Regions from separate parts of the Homo sapiens genome. Here region 2 is linked to region 1. Evidence: chromatin loops called from intact Hi-C (ENCODE). Cell type or tissue: stomach. All regions are shown on one strand. Each heading gives the region's core, and the rest is flanking DNA. Links, peaks and the distances in the headings are about the cores only.

Region 1 (8,476 bases), core at 80-8,079:
CCACGCCCAGCTAATTTTGTATGTTTTGGTAGAGACGGGGTTTCTTCATGTTGGTCAGGCTGGTCTCAAACTCCCGACCTCAGGTGATCCACCCGCCTCAGCCTCCCAAAGTGCTGGGATTATAGCCGTGAGCCACCGCACCCAACCAGTTTTACATCTTTTAAGCCAACTCATTTTAGCATCCCTGATGGTAGATATCTGCATATCTAATGATCAATTGGTCAATCAATCTAATCATATATACATATCCTCTTTGATTCTCCTTTGAGTAAGTTATAGCATTTCACTGGTTCACTCATTAATTGATAAGTTAAATAAAATATTTGACACATGTTCATATTATATTTGCATGAGAGTTATGATTTTACTCCTAAAAATTATAAGACTCCGCTATGGAGCTTTTATTTAAATAATAATAACTAATATTTATTGAGTGCTTACATATTTCTCACGTTTCCTTTAATCCTATGAGTCAGTTACTGTTATTACCCTCTTTTTACAAGAGAGAAACAAGACTCTCAGAGAGGTTAGTACTCTTGTCCACGATCCCACAGCTGAAGTGGTGATGCTGGCTGCCTGCCTTCAGCCCTGAGCCCTAATTCCTCACACAGGGCCTCTGGAAGAAAAACATTTCAGGGCCCGGTGCGGTGGCTCACACCTGTAATCCCAGCACTTTGAGAGGCCAAGGCAGGTGGATCGCCTGAGGTCAGGAGTTTGAGACTAGCCTGGCTAACATGATGAAACCCCATCTCTACTAAAAATACAAAAAATTAGCTGAGCATAGTGGTGCACGCCTGTAATCCCAGCTACTCGGGAGGCTGAAGCAGGAGAATTGCTTGAACCCGGGAGGCAGAGGTGAGCCGAGATCACGCCATCGCACACAAGCCTGGGTGACAGAGTGAGACTCTGTCTCAAAAAAAAAAAAAAACACAAAACAGAAAGAAAAACATTTCAGGACTTCTTGAAATACTCCACAATAGAAAAATCTTTGGTCTAGAACAAAGATGGAAGGGATCAAAGTCTGAAACAGTTGAAATACACTGAATGTAACATATGTATTCACCAAGGTTATGCAAGGATGTAATCCTTCACCTTGTTCTATACCACTGTCTCCATGTTTCCTGTTTCTTTAGAGCTTCATTACCTGATTAAACACAATTGAAATAAATAGATACGTAAAAATCAAAAAGGCAGCCAAGTTGGGGTATGAGAATATGCACAGGAAATGGTGCTTCTAGACAGAAATGAGATTCATGTGATTTAGGACCACGTCAGGAGCCTGTGTAAACATTCCTAATACTCAGAATGTGAGAACACATCTGGGCTTGTGGATGAATACCTCCCAAATGTCAAGGACGTGCTTTAATTAGAGCTTTTTAAAAATGGACCAGTTGCAGCCAGCGCTATGGCTGGTGACTGTAATCCCAGCATTTTGGGAAGCTGAGGCGGGAGGATCACTTGAGCCCAGGAGTTCGAGACCCCCCTGGACAACATAGTGAGACACCCCATCTCTACATGAATTTTGTTTTTTAATTAGCCAGGCATGGGGGTACATGCTTGTGGTCCCAGCTACTCGGGAGGCTGAGGTGGGAGGATTGCTTGAGTCGGGAGGTGGAGGCTACTGTGAGCCATGATTGGGCCATGGCACTCCATCCTGAGCAACAGAGCGAGACCCTGTCTCAAAAACAAAACAAACAAATAAACAAAACCCAGAAAACTTGGTTGTGATGGTGTACTGTAGCTTTGCAAAATGTTACCATTAGGGGAAACTGGCACATATCTCTGTATTATTTACTGCAAATGCATGCAAATGTACTATTATCTCAATAAAAATATTTCTATTTAAAAAATAGGGCTGGATGCCATGGCTCACACCTGTAATCCCAGCACTTTTGGAGGCTGAGGCAGGAGGATCACTTGAGGTCAGGAGTTGGAGACCAGCCTTGCCAACATGGTGAAACCCTGTCTCTACTAAAAACACAAAAATTAGCCAGGTGTGGTGGCACGTGCCGTGGGCCCAGCTACTCAGGAGGCTGAGGCAGGAGAATTCGCTTGAACCCGGGAGGTGGAGGTCGCAGTGAGCCGAGATTGCACCACTGCACTCCAGCCTGGGCAATAGACCGAGATTTAGTCTCAAAAAAAACAAAACAAAACAAAACAGAAAACCTTGAATTTTCACATTGCTCTTTAGAATGTGGAAGGAACCTGGAAATTTTCTCTGAGGGTGAGAGGGAGAAAATATGCTCCCAATAAGGGGAAATTCTAAACGGAAAACAAACAGGAACATTTTGCACCTAGAAAAGATCTTGTATATTCAGGGAGGTAAAGGGGATTTCTGCAAATCATTGTGAGATGCATTGACAAGCCTCAGCTCCTAAATGAAATGTTTTTCTCCCAGGTCGTTTGAAGGCCAGTTTCCCCAGAAAGCTACTCTTAGATGAACCTCTCTTAAGAGAGAGATGGGCAAGTAGGAGGTGCTCTTAGCTCCCTCTCTCCCATCCCCCATAGGATGAGGCTACAGAGGAATCCCTTAGGTCAACTTACAGAGAAGGACCCTGAGGCCCTGAGGTTGGCCATGTCTTGTCTGTGTGGCCAGCAAGGGGACTGCTGGGCCTGGCAGTGTCTCAGGACTTCCTGGCCAGGGAGCTTCCTTTGTTGTCTCTGGAATCCCCCCTTGCCCTGTGTCCTTGAGTCTAGGACCTGGCACAGGTACATGTGATGCCATGCCCAGGGTGCTGTAATCCAGGCACTGGCCTCTAAGGAATGGTTACGGAGGGCCAGACCAAGTCCAGCAGAGCCAGCTCTCACCAGGCCTGTGCAGTGGGTGAGCATATGTGATGGGAGGACATATGCAGTGGGTGGGCATATGTAGTGAGTGGGTATACGTAGTGAGTGGGTATATGTAGTGAGTGGGTATATGTAGTGGATGGGCATATGCAGTGAGTGGGTATATGCGGTGGGTGGGCATATGCAGTGGATGGGTATATGCAGTGGATAGGCATGTGTAATGGGCAAGCATATGCAATGGGTGGGCATATGCAGGGGTTGGGTATATGCAGTGGATAGGCACACGCACTAGGTGGGAATGTCATGGGTGGGCATATGTCATGGGTGGGCACATGAAATGGACAGGCATATGTCATGAGTGGGCATATGCAGTGAGTGGGCACATGCAGTGGATGGGCATGTGCAGTGGGTGGGCATATGCAGTGGGTGGGCATGTGCAGTGGGTGGGCATGTGCAGTGGGTGGGCATATGCTGTGGGTGGGCATACGCAGTGGATGGGCATGTGCAGTGGATGGGCATGTGCAGTGGGTGGGCATACGCAGTGGGTGGGCATACACAGTGGGTGGGCATGTGCAGTGGGTGGGCATGTGCAGGGGGTGGGCATACGCAGTGGGTGGGCATACGCAGTGGGTGGGCATATGCAGTGGGTGGGCATATGCAGTGGGTGGGCATATGTGATGGGTAGGCATATGCAGTGAGTGGGCAAATGCAGTGGGTGGGCATATGTCATGGGTGGGCATATGCAGGGCTGGGCACCTGCAGCAAGTGGGTTGTCGCGGGAGACTTTGCCCACACTAAGAGACTCTGAGTTTCAGTTTTCTGCCGCCTAACATGATATACTTGCGACTGCCTGTAAATCCATTTTTAACCCCCAACTAGGGAAGCTGAAGGAAGAGGAACAGCAGGGCCACCAGCTCAGCCCGGTGGCTGCATTGTTCTCCCCTGACATTGTTCTCAGGCCGGCTCTGCTTACCCAGAAGGCCCCCGTAACCCCTGGGGAATCCGATGAGATTGTTTTTCCCAAGACTGGGCTCTTCAGGTGTGAGCTGCAGTTCTTGGGCCACGTAGGTTACTGTGGCATTTCTGCAGCAGGAAAGAGGAAGGAACTTCTGATCTGTGGGGCAACGGCATCAACAATGTGCACCCCCACCAGCCGGCAGCGCGAAGAGGAAAGGAGCTCAGTTTCCATAGTGATAAATCACGAGGAAGGGAGCCTGGAGGGAGCCGGCAGTAAGACTTCTCCCTTCCCCTGGCTCCCTGCAAACGCATTCCCAATGCCAGAGTCAGTTAGCCGCCTGGCGCCTCTCCAGACTGAGCCCCCAGAACCGCAGGTAGAGGAAGACGGAAGGGGCTCTGCCAGATGGAAAACAAATTCCCAGCTCCTCTTCAATGTGTCAGTAAGGCATGGGTGCCCGAGCGGATGCGTCGGGGCCCAGGGCTGTGCCACACCTGGGTGGCCACCACATGCGAAGCTCTCGATGCATGCCACCTACATTATTCCATTCCATTCTCTTCTATTACGCCCTACACACGACTGTGTTCTATTAAATGAGCCCACAGCACAGGTGCTATTAGCCCTTTTATCACAGAAGAACAAACAGGCCTTGTGAGGGAGAGAGATGCACCAGAGACAATTCACCAAGTTAACAATAGCTCCTGAAGGTCTCAAGGCTCTCTTCTGAGATTCTTTCTCTTGCCAAAATCAGACTATTTTCCCCAAAGAAAACATTTGAGTTTTTTTGAAATGTTCTGGGAAGTCGTTTATCCCAAACGTCATCAGCCACTCTTTATGCAGGCCACGGTCTCTTGCCTGTAACCCTTGCATGTGCTGTTCCTTCTGCTTGAAATGCTGTTCCCTGCTTCCTTGGTCAGCTAACTCCTCAGGGTACTTGTCTCATCCCTCCTTCCCAGTAGCTCAGATGCCTTGCTTTCTGGGCTCCCACAGAACTTACACCATATTATGAAGCAACACAGAGTAATAGTAGGAGAAAAGGCTCTTCTAGGCCCAGACTAGCTGTGTGACCTCAGGGGATTTGCTTAACTTCTCTGAGCCTTGATTTCTTCATAGGCAAGATGGAGAGAATGCGAGCATCTGCCTCACAGTGTGTCTGTGAGGATTGGACATTAACATATGTAAAGCTCTTAGAAAATGCTTGCCTGCGGTTAATGCTCTAGAAACATTAGTCACTAAAGAATTAAGTTCTTAAAGCAAGAGCCATTCTTCATGGATATCTCTAGATCTAGAGGCTTAGGCCCAACTGGGTATGGAGCAAATGTCACTCTGGATTCGTGGGAGACTATTTTCCAGCTACACTTTAGGCAACAGGCACGGTGCTAGGCACCTTGATTCATAAGATTTAATTTAGTTAAGTCATTCCAGGACTGGTCTCAGATAGCCCAGGACCAGCATTTTGTCACTGTAGCCTGCAGCATTCTCGAATGGCCCTCTGATCACCTGATATCCCCTCCAGACTTCCTGCCCTGCCCAGGCCTGAAAAGAGTCCCCACACTCAGTGACAGGTGAAGAGGCCCTCAGCCTTGCCACAACAGGGGTTACCCATGTGGTCTGTAAACACCAAGAGATTTAAATAATGGACATACCTGCATCCCAGGGGCCACTCAGACGGCAAAAGACAAACCCCACCTTGGGCAGCCACTCTCCTCCATGGTTCCACTTGAAAAAATGAAATGAAACTCTTCATGCAAATACTCGGGTGCTAAACAGTTATGTAACAGCCAAGTCTCTCCACTTAAAAATACAGTCTTCTCCAAATCTATAGAGACAGGATGCCGACCAGAGGTTGCCTGGGACTTGGAGAGGGATCGGAGGACGACTGCCATTGGGCAAGAGGGAACTTTTGGGGGTGAAGAAAATGTGCTCAACTGGATCGTGGTGATGCTTGTACAACTCTGTCTTCACAAATTGTAGGGTTCCCGAATTTCGTCAATAAAGATACAGGATGCCCATTTAAATTTCAGATAAGCAATAAATACTATTTTTAATATAAGTATGTCTCAGATGGGACATCCTTGCATATTGCATGGGATATACTTACACTAAGAAAGTATTTGCTGGGCTGGGCGCAGTGGCTCACGCCTGTAATCCCAGCACTTCGGGAGGCTGAGGCAGGTGGATCACCTGAGGTTGGGAGTTCGAGACCAGCCTGTCCAACATGGAGAAACCCTGTCTCTACTAAAAATACAAAATTAGCTGGGTATGGTGGCACATGCCTGCAATCCCAGCTACTCGGGAGGCTGAGGCAGGAGAATCGCTTGAACCCGGGAGGCGGAGGTTGCAGTGGGCCAAGATTGCGCCATTGCACTCCAGCCTGGGCAACAAGGGCGAAACTCCATCTCAAAAAAAGAAAAGAAAAGAAAAGAAAACATTTGCTGTTTACCGGCGCGATCTCGGCTCACTGCAGCCTCCGCCTCCCTGGTTCAAGCGATTCTCCTGCCTCCGTCTCCCAAGTAGTTGGAATTACAGGTGCGCGATCTCAGCTCACTGCAGCTTCCGCCTCCCTGGTTCAAGCGATTGTCCTGCCTCAGTCTCCCAAGTAGTTGGAATTACAGGTACGCAACACAAACCCAGCTAATTTTTGTATGTTTAGTAGGGGCGGGGGTTTCACCACTTTGGCCAGGCTGGTCTCGAACTCCTGACCTCAACTGATCTGCCTGCCTAGGCCTCCCAAAGTGCTGGGATTACAGGTGTGAGCCACTGTGCCCAGCCTGGAATTCACATTTAACTGGATATCCTGTATTTTATGTGCAAGCCTAACTAAGAGACCCTGAATTAATTGTACACTTATAATGGGTGAGTTTTATGGTAGGTAAAGCTGTTAAATTTAGCACAATGCCTAGAATAATATTGTTGCTTAAAAAAACACAGCTTTGGCTGGGCAGGGTGGCTCACACCTGTAATCCCAGCACTTTGGGAGGCCAAGGCAGGTGGATCGCCTAAGGTCAGGAGTTCAAGACCAGCCTGGCCAACATGGTAAAACCCCATCTGTACTAAAAATACAAAAAAAATTAGCCGGGCCTGGTGGCAGGTGCCTGTAATCCCAGCTACTAGGGAGGCTGAGGCAGGAGAATTGCTTGAACCCGGGAGGTAGAGGTTGCAGTGAGCTAACATCACACCACTGCACTCCAGCCTGGGTAGCAAGAGCAAAACTCCATCTCAAAGAAAACAAAAACAAACAAACAAAAAAACCCCCAGCTTTACCTTCCATGCACTTCCTCCCCACTGTCACCTCTAGCAAAATACAACTGCAAAAACCATCCCACCTTCCCAGGAACCCATAGAAGCCACCAAGGTAGGAAATACGTTTTTTTTTTTTTGAGATGGAATTTCGCTCTTGTTGCCCAGGCTGGAGTGCAATGGTGCGATCTCCACTCGCTGCAACCTCCGCCTCCCAGGTTCAAGTGATTCTCCTGCCTCAGCCTCCGCGAGTAGCTGGAATTACAGGCATGGGCCACCATGCCCGGCTCATTTTGTATTTTTAGTAGGGACAGTGTTTCTCCATGTTGGACAGGCTGGTCTTGAACTCCCAACCTCAGATGATCCACCCGCCTTGGCCTCCCAAAGTGCTGGGATTACAGGCGTGAGCCACTGCGCCCGGCCAATAGGAAATACATTCTAAACAGTCACGTTAGCTTTGTCTTCCCGGTGCCCACGGCCTGCGGAGGGCAAGACTCAAGGTCAGAAACATCACAGGACAGGCCGGGCGCAGTGGCTCATGCCTATAACCCCAGCCCTTTGGGAGGCTGAGGCAGGCAGATCACTTGACATCAAGAGTTCAAGACCAGCTTGGCCAACATGGTGAAACCCCATCTCTAACTAGAAATACAAAAATTAGCCAGGCATGGTGGCACACGCCTGTAGTCCCTCCCAGGTACTCGGGAGGCTGAGGCAGGAGAATTGCTTGAACCCAGGAGGCAGAGGTTGCAGTGAGCCAAGATCGTACCCTTGCAGTCCAGTCTGGGTGACAGAGCAAGACTCCATCTCAAAACAAACAAACAACAACAACAAAAAGAAAGAAACACCACAGGACAAACCGGAGAGTTGGGAACAGTCCTCTCCTTGTTGGATGCTCCAAATACTAAAATCAACCACCTACCCCGTTTTGCTGCCCAGAAATTAGAGAAATATACAGACTCTCATTGACTGAATGGCCACTAAATGCTCTGTGCAGGCTGGATGAGGGGCTACAAAAATGAGTACCACACTTCCCTGCCCCTAAGGAGGTGAATTACAAACCCACGACACACTCACCTCCAAACACACAATCATTCAAAGCAAAGAGAGAAAGATGTCTCATTTTTCCCTTCTATGGGAGAGAAACTTTTTTGACCTTGTCCAATAAAACTAACATTCACATATATGTGGTGTTTGCTTTTAGAATTGCATTTTGTAATTAGTAAGAGAACATCACCTTTTTAGAATTATCACAGTTCCACTTGTCCATGGTCAACACAAAGCTACTTGCTAGTAGGTCTGGCTCTCAGCTATCCAGATACGAAATTCTGACCAACTACCAAAATCATAATAACGCATTCTTTAAATTCACCTCATCGGAGATGGAGTCTTGGAGACTTAATTACATGTGCTGTTGGTGTAATTAAACTTTTTTCTTTGTGAATACTGTTGTCCCTCGATATCCATGGGGGATTGTACCAGACCCCCACAGATACC
Region 2 (8,476 bases), core at 167-8,166, 110 kb before region 1:
TTTGATTCCTGAAGAGCTTTGGTATTAAAGAGTTTCCCATGAAAGGTCTGGACAGTCTTAGAGAGGCCATGCTTAGTAGTGATTCTTGGCCCTGGCTAAACATTAGAATCACCTGGGCAGCTTTAAAAACCTCCCAGTGTCCAAATTCACCCCAGACCAATTAAATGAGAATGTTTGAGGATGGGACCCAGGCATCAGCTTTTTAAAGATCTCCAGGTGATTCTAATATGCAGCTAACATTTGTAAACCTCTGCTCTAAGTTGTTGGATAGCAGGGGAAGTGGGCTAGTTGTAAAACCTCTGTCAACCAGCTGTGTGATCATGGGCAAGTTGCTTGACCTCTCTGAACTTTATTTTCCCTGCTCTAAAATGGGATCATACCTTCTTCACATGATAGAATGAGGCTTATTGAGAACATTATCAGAAAGAGCTCAGTCAATTGTAAAGCATGATATAAATATAAGATAATATTTTATTCTCTGACTTGGTTATCAGCTCAGAAGTAATAGGTGGAGCTGGGGGTCAGGCAGAGCAATGTTGAGTTAATGGTTAACAGAGAGAAAATAAAAGAAGCTGATTGGCTGGAATAGGAATGGCAGAGAGAAGATCAAAGGGCCCCCTAAACCATTTGCACTAAGGCAGGATCTACCCCTGTAGGATTCCAGGGTGATGCTAATGCCTGAGATTACATCTTCATCTTATTCCTAAAGCTCTGTTATTTTCTGTCTTTTTTTTTTGAGACAGAGTCTTGCTCTGTCACCCAGGCTGGAGTGCAGTGGTGCAATCTTAGCTTGTTGCAATCTCCACCTCCTGGGTTCAAGCTATTCTTGTGCCTCAGCCTTCTGAGTTGCTGGAATTACAGGCGTGCACCACCATACTCAACTAATTTTTGTAATTTTAGTAGAGACAGGGTTTCACCATGTTGGCCAGGCTGGTCTTGAACTCCTGGCCTCAAGCGATCCACCTGCCTCGGCCTCCCAAAGTGCTGAGCCACTAAGCCGGGCCAAGCTCTGTTATTTTCTCACTGGGTACTGCCAGTTATGAAGAGCCAGAGATGGCAACTGTCTGGGTGAGAGGTCTGACCAGATGGGAAGGAGCTGAAGAGATTCTTCAGGCTCTGCTGGGAAGCTTTCAGCCAGACAGGGTCCCTTCCCTGGAGTCACCCTCACCAGCAACTTAAAGAATGGGAAATTCTCCTGGGCTTGAACACATGGGCCCGTCAGGCCAGGCTGCTGGCCCTGGAGACTTTGTGAGGGGCTAAGCCTGCCCTGGTGAGGAGGCCAAGGGGGCTGTGAGCCTGGGCTTTCCCTGCCCTTCCTTAACAAAGACCATCGCCCTCCCACCCTCTGAGTAAGGAGGTCAACACACAATTGTGCAGCAGCAAGCAGAGTGGAAATGCTTCTGTGGGACTCAGTCTACCTCCAGCTGAGTGCCCTCAACTCTTCTACTCAGACTTTCCCTTTCAACCCACCAACCCTTCATCCTTCCATAGTGTGCTCAGTAATGGATGTTGAGTGGCTGAGAAAGTCCTAACTTGCAATGAGCTCCATTCACTGATAGATCTTGACATTTCATGATGACAGTTTTTTTTTTTTTTGAGACAGGGTCTCACTCTGTTACCCAGGTTGGAGTGCAGTGACACGATCTTGGCTCACTGCAAACTCCATCTCCCAGGCTCAAGTGATCCTCCCATCTCAGCCTCCCAAGTAGCTGGGACCACAGGCACCTACCACCATGCCCAGCTAATTTTTGTATTTTTCGTAGAGACAAAATTTTGCCATGTTGCCCAGGCTGGTCTCAAACTCCTGAGCTCAAGCAATCCACCCACCTCGGCCTCCCAAAGTGCTGGGATTACAGGTGTAAGCCACCTTTTTTTTTTTTTTCTTAAAAAAAAAATCTTTTGCTGGGCACGGTGGCTCACGCCTGTAATCCCAGCACTTTGGGAGGCTGAGGCGGGTGAATCACCTGAAGTCGGGAGTTCGAGACCAGCCTGGTCAACATGGTGAAACCTCGTCTCTACTAAAAATACAAAAATTAGCCAGGCTTGGTGGCTCAAGCCTGTAATCCTAGCTACTCGGGAGGCTGAGGCAGGGGAACCATTTGAACCCAGGAGGCGGAGGTTGCAGTGAGCCGAAATCGTGCCACTGCACTCCAGCCTGTGTGACAGTGCGAGACTCCTTCTCAAAAAAAAAAAAAAAGAAAAAAAATTACCTTTTATTTGAGACAGGGTCTTGAACTCCTGGGCTCAGTGATTGTCCTGCCTCAGCCTCCCAAGCATCTGGGATTATAGGCAAATGCCAGCACACCCGGCCCTTTCTGTTTTTAAACAGGTGTCTGATTTCCCACCTCCATTCCTTCCACAGCCCAGAGAGGTAGGACATCAACTCTTCAGTTTTCTATCTACTCACAGGTTTGATCTTTAACCTCTCAAGAACAATAAGCCAGAGAAACAGAGATAAGCGTTGAGTTGGGATTCAAGTTTACTTCAGCTGTTTCTGCCTGATCCACACATCCTAGGGCTCCTTCTTAAGTAGTTCCTTGCAACTTAAAGTGTATCCAAAAGTGATACTCCCTTCTTTTTTTTTGAGACTGAGTCTTGCTCTGTCGCCCAGGCTGGAGTGCAGTGGTGTGATCTCGGCTCACTGCAACCTCCGCCTCCTGGGTTCAAGCGATTCTCATGCCTCAGCCTCTTGAGTAGCTGGGATTACAGGTGCCCACCACCATACTCTGCTAATTTTTGTATTTTTAGTAGAGATGGGGTTTCACCATGTTGGCCAGGCTGGTCTCCAACTCCTGACCTTAGGTAATCCGCCTGCCTCAGCCTCCCAAAGTGTTGGGATCACAGGTGTGAGCCACTGTGCCCGCCTCCTTTTTTTAATTTTGAAAATTTCAAGCTTTCAGAAAAGTTACAAGAAATAGTACAATGAACACTTGTATATCCTTCACCTAGATTCATTTGTTGCTAGCATTTTGCCCATTTGCTTTATCTCTCCTCCTCTGTGTTTGTACACACACACATACACACACACACGCAAACATTTTTTAAAAATTATTTTAATTTTTGGCTGGGTGTGGTGGCTCATGGCTATAATTCCAACACTTTGGGAGCCCAAGGTAGGCAGATCACTTGAGGCCAGGAGTTCGAGACCAGCCTGGGCAGCCTGGGCGAAACCCTGTCTCTATAAAAAATACAAAAAGTAGCCAGGCATGGTGGTATGTGCCTGTGGACCCGCTACTCAGGAGGCTGAGGTGGGAGTATCACTTGAGCCAGGGAGGTTGAAATTGCAGTGAGCCAAGATCTCACCACTGTGCTCCAGCCTGGGCAACAGAGTGAGATCCTGTCTCAAAAAAATTATTCTGGCCAGCCACGATGGCTCACGCCTATAATCCCAGCACTTTGGGAGGCCGAGGCAGGTGGATCACTTGAGGTCAGGAGTTCAAGACCAGCCTGACCAACACGGTGAAACCCCGTCTCTACTAAAAATACAAATTTAGCCAGGCATGGTGGTGCGCGCCTGTAATCCCAGCTACTCGGGAGGCTGAGGCAGGAGAATTGCTTGAACCCAGGAGGCGGACGTTGCAGTGAGCCGAGAACACACCACTGCACTCCAGCCTGGGCAACAGAGTGAGACTTCCTCTCAAAAAAAAAAATTATTTCAATGTTTGCTAAATATTTTGAAAGTTAGTTGCAGGCATCATATTTCTAATATTACTTCACCATGTATCCCCTAAGAATGAGGACATTCTATATAATTACAGTATATTACCATGCTTGAGAAATTTAACATTAGGCTAAGCACAGTGGCTCATGCCTGTAATCCCAGCACTATGGGAGGCTGAGGCAGGTGGATCACTTGAACCCAGGAGTTTGAGACCAGCCTGGGCAATATGGCGAAATTTTGTCTGTACAAAACTTACAAAAAATTAGCCAGACATGGTGACGCACACCTGTGGTCCCAGCTACTCGGAGGCTGAGGTGGAAAGATTGCTTGAGCCCAGGAGGTTGAGGCTGCGGTGAGCCACCATCATGCCACTGCACTCCAGCCTGGATGACAGAGCAAGACACTGTTTCAAAAAAAAAGAAAGAAAGAAATTTAACATTAATACTATATTGTGATATATATTCCATATTCAATTTTCCCAATTGGCCCAATTATGTACTTGACTAGCTTTTTTTTTTTTTTTTTTTTTGAGATGGAGTCTCGCTCTGTTGCCCAGGCTAGAGTGCAGTGGCACGATCTTGGCTCACTGCAATCTCTGCCTCCTGGGTTCAAGCAATTCTCCTGCCTTAGTCTCCCGAGTAGCTGGGATTACAGGCGCCTGTCACCATGCCTGGCTAATTTTTGTATTTTTAATAGAGACAGGGTTTCACCATGTTGGTCAGACTGGTCTCAAACTCCTGACCTCAGGTGATCCACCCACCTTGGCCTCCCAAAGTGCTGGGATTACAGACATGAGCCACCGTGCCTGCCCTTGAATAGCTTTTTGAACAGATTGCATTTAGCGGTTCAGACCCTTTGGTCTCTTTTAATCTAGAGCAGTTTTTCAGACCATTTTGATCTTTTCTGACATGGATATTTTTGAAAAGTCCAAGCCAATTGTGTTAAAACTATAATTACTTTATGCTATTTGAATTCTACACGTGATCTTGGTCCTAGAGTGTAAATTTTATCTGTGCTGCCACCAGGTGGCGCACTTGGTAGGTCCTGGTCCTCAAAAACCCTTGTGAAAGGGCAACTTAAGGCAAGAAAACTCGTTTTGTCTCAATCAACTAAGGCTGTTATTTGGTAAAGCATATGATGTTGGCAGTGCCCATATATTTATAAAGGCACGTGGTGTCTTTTCCATAATCTGGGGATCTTGCTAATTAGGATTATAGTTTCGTAGACCTGTAATGGGTCCCAAGATTCTTTCTTTTTTTTTTTTTTTGAGACAGGGTCTCACTCTGCCAGCCAGGCTGGAGTGCTGTGGCGTGATCACGGCTGACTGCAGCCTCAAACTCCTGCGCTCAAGCGATCCTCCCACCTCAGCCTCCCAAAGTGCTGGTATTACAGGCATGAGCCGTTGTCCTGGCCAAGGTTCTGCATTTCTAACAATGGCCAAGTGATTGTGATGCTGCTGATTTGAAGAGCACGCTTTGAGTAGCAGGGGTTTAGAACAAGCCTATGAAGAACTATAATCTATTTACAATTAGTGGCTTCTGTTCTTGAGACAAAATCTCACTCTGTTGCCCAGGCTGGAGTGCAGTGGAGCCATCACGGCTCACTGCAGCCTTGACCCCTGAGGCTCAGGTGATCCCCCTGCTTCAGCCTCCTGAGTAGCTGGGATCACAAGCATGCACCACTCCACCTGGCTAATTTAAAACATTTTTTTGGAGACAGGATCTCTGTATGTTCCCCAGGCTGGTCTCGAACTCCTGGGCTCAAGGGATCCTCCCATCTTGCCCTCCCAAAGCGCCTTGACCTCCCAAAGTGCTGGGATTACAGGCATGAGCCATCATGCCTGGCCACTATTATATATATATATATATATATATATATATATATATATATATATATATATATATATATTTAAACAATTTTGGCCCCCACAGTGGCTCATGCCTCTAATCCCAGCGCTTTAGGAGGTCAAGGCGGACAGATCACTTGAGGTCAGGAGTTTGAGGCCAGCCTGGCCAACGTGCTGAAACCCCATCTGTACTAAAGATACCAAAATTAGCTGGGCATGGTGGTGCATGCCTGCAGTCCCAGCTACAAGGGAGGCTGAGGTAGGAGAATTGCTTGAACCCGGGAGGTGGGGGTTGCAGTGAGCCAAAATCACGCCACTGTGGTCCAGCCTGGGTGACAGAGCAAGATTCTATCCCACCCCCCCAAAAAACAAACAAACAAACAAACAAAAAACAATTTTATAACTTTATTTGGTATATTTGATGATTAGCAGTTAGTTCACATTCACACCGACTGTAGATTTTTTTAAAGTGGTAACAGGTACGTAGGCAACCGAAGTATAGAGCTTGTTTGGTAAATCTTTATCTTCATTACATTTTCTGGACAACCGAACATGGATACAGTATGAGACGTTGCTTATTCCTTTGGCCCAGACAGCTTTGTTGAGCCTGGTATCAAAGTGTGCATCTGGAGTTCCCATCTCCTTCAGGGCAAGTTTCCGGAGCTCTTTGAGTGCCTGAGGGGAACGCTTCTTGAAGCCCACTCCATGAATGCACTTATGAATGTTGATGGGGTATTCTCGGGTCACCATCTCGTTGATGGCGGAATGACCCTTCTTCTTCTCATCACCCTTCTTTGCAGGAGCCATTCTGCCGGGCCCAAGTTGGAAAGGAAATTGGCCACTATTCTTACATCATAATCAGTAGTAAAGCTAGTCTCATCTTCCACTACTTCCCCTCTTCCTCCCTCTACTCCAGCCCCTTGGCCTTGCTTCTTTCCCAGAGGGCCTCGACCCTAGCTTTCCCTTCTGCCTCGCATGCCATTCCCCCAGATATCCTTCTGCTTGACTAATTTCCTTGTCTCCTGCAAGTTCTTAGCTCAAACCTTTCTTTTTTGTTTGTGTTTTGTTTTTGAAACAGGGTCTTGCTCTGTCACCCAGGCTGGCATACAATGGCGTGATCATGGCTCACTATAGCCTCAACCTCCTGGGCTCAATTGATCCTCCCAAGTCTCCATAGTAGCTGGGACTACAGGCATGCATCACCATGCCCAGCTAATTTTTGTATTTTTTGTGGAGACGGGGTTTTGCCATGTTGCCCAGGCTGGTTTCAAACTCCTGAGCTGAAGTGATCCACCCACCTTGGCCTGTCAAAGTGAAAATTCACTTTCTTGATGAGGCTCACCCAGACATCCTTATTAAACACTGCTGCCTCCCCCACCCCCTCACACCCTCCCTTAACTTGCTTGATTCTTTGTTTCCTCCAGCCTTCTCCACCTTCTCACATATCATATAATCTACCTCCTGCGTTTATTGTTCATTTCTGTCTCCCCCTGCTAGAATCTAACTTCCATGAGGGAAGGGATCTTTGTCTGTCTATTGTCTTCACTGATATTTTCTGAGCACTTAGAACAGTGTCTGCACATAGTAGGTGCATATGAAATATTTGCTGAATGAATGAAGCTTAAAAGGACCTTCAAGATAACAGAGTCCAATCCCCTCATTTCATTGATGAAGAAAGGAGCCCTAGGTCTCTGGGCAAGACGAAGATTTGCCCAGGGTCACATAGACTGTGGGAATATTCTTCTTATTCTTCTAAATGAATACAATCTAAAAGCCGGACTGGTTTCTATCAGTTAATTTTCTAAGCTCTAATTTTATTTTATTTTTTAATTTGTGTTAGGTATTTTCCCCAAAGGATCTGAAGCAGTGGACAAGATGAGAGGTAATATAGAATGGAACAGTTAGGAGTCCAAATGGAAGAGATATCATCTAAAGGAAGAGGGAGTCAGCCTAACAGGCACTAGATCATAGTTAATTACTCTAATGGGGGCAGAATTTGGCTCTGAGTCCTCTGGCAGCTGAGGTTAAACGGGAAGCACGTGGGACTCCATAACGTTCCTTGTCTGAGCTAAGGAAGACTGAGTGCTCCGCAGGGACTCACATCCAGGAGGAACCTGGTCCTGGAGAACCCTGTGTAATATCCCTTTGGCCTCACATTGGACAATGTTTACCAAAAAAACCCAAAGTCATGGTTGAAGAACATTGTTGTTTTATCTGCAAAGACTAAGGGTATAATATTAAATCACATTATAGGCTGGGCATGGTGGCTCATGCCTGTAATCTCAGCACTTTGGGAGGCCAAGGCAGGTGGATCACTTGAGGCCAGGAATTCGAGACCAGCCTGGCCAACATGGTGAAACCCTGTCTCTGCTAAAATTACAAAAATTAGCCAGGCCTGGTGGCATGAGTCTGTGATCCCAGCTACCTGGGAGGCTGAGGCATGAGAATCGCTTGAACCCAGGAGGTGGACGTTGCAATGAGCCAAGATCACACCACTGAACTCTAGCCTGGGTGACAGAACGAGACCCTGTCTCAAAACAAACAAACAAACAAACAGAAAAACACATTATAGTTCTTATGGTTCAGGTGAATTATATTGTGATGATCCAACTGAAAATGAAGATGAAAACTAAAGAATCTAGAATAAACATGTCTAGGAATATCTTCTGTAATTATCCACCAACGTCTCAAATCTTTGACAAACATTAAACCACAGGCAACTCATGGTTTGGATTTGTTGAATACATCAACAAATGTTTATTGAGTTTCTACTATAAACCTTCTCCTCTTTCCTTTGCTGACTCTCTGCCTGGAACTCCCCAGGCCCAGCTATCTCTAAGGCAGAGGGGAAGAGCACAGAGACCAGAGGGGAAGCCAGCTCTGTTTCTTCAAGTTACATAAAGTCTTTTTTGTGTTTCTGAGATAGAGTCTCGCTCTGTCACCCAGGCTGGAGTGCAGTGGCGTCTCTC

What was found. A loop is a pair of places that touch in the nucleus more often than their neighbours do. Peaks named below come from ENCODE experiments on the same cell type or tissue, not always from the same donor. Only the 100,000 strongest peaks of a DNase experiment are listed, where the experiment ranks them.
Region 2: it touches region 1 in a loop (4-fold over the local background); 75 of 110 quality-filtered maps call a loop at or near these places.

What each region holds. Positions count from the first base shown.
Region 1 is chr17:64,408,326-64,416,801 of GRCh38, forward strand. No RefSeq gene overlaps it. Among named protein-coding and RNA genes, the nearest start is that of PECAM1, 22 kb to the left of the region's middle. In stomach, for the core only: no CTCF peak of the experiment used is centred there; a DNase peak (open chromatin) is centred at 3,896; H3K4me3 peaks cover 887 bases; H3K27ac peaks cover 868 bases.
Region 2 is chr17:64,302,377-64,310,852 of GRCh38, forward strand. It overlaps the pseudogene RPL31P57. Among named protein-coding and RNA genes, the nearest start is that of TEX2, 43 kb to the left of the region's middle. In stomach, for the core only: a CTCF peak has its summit at 4,683 (motif pointing right); a DNase peak (open chromatin) is centred at 4,705.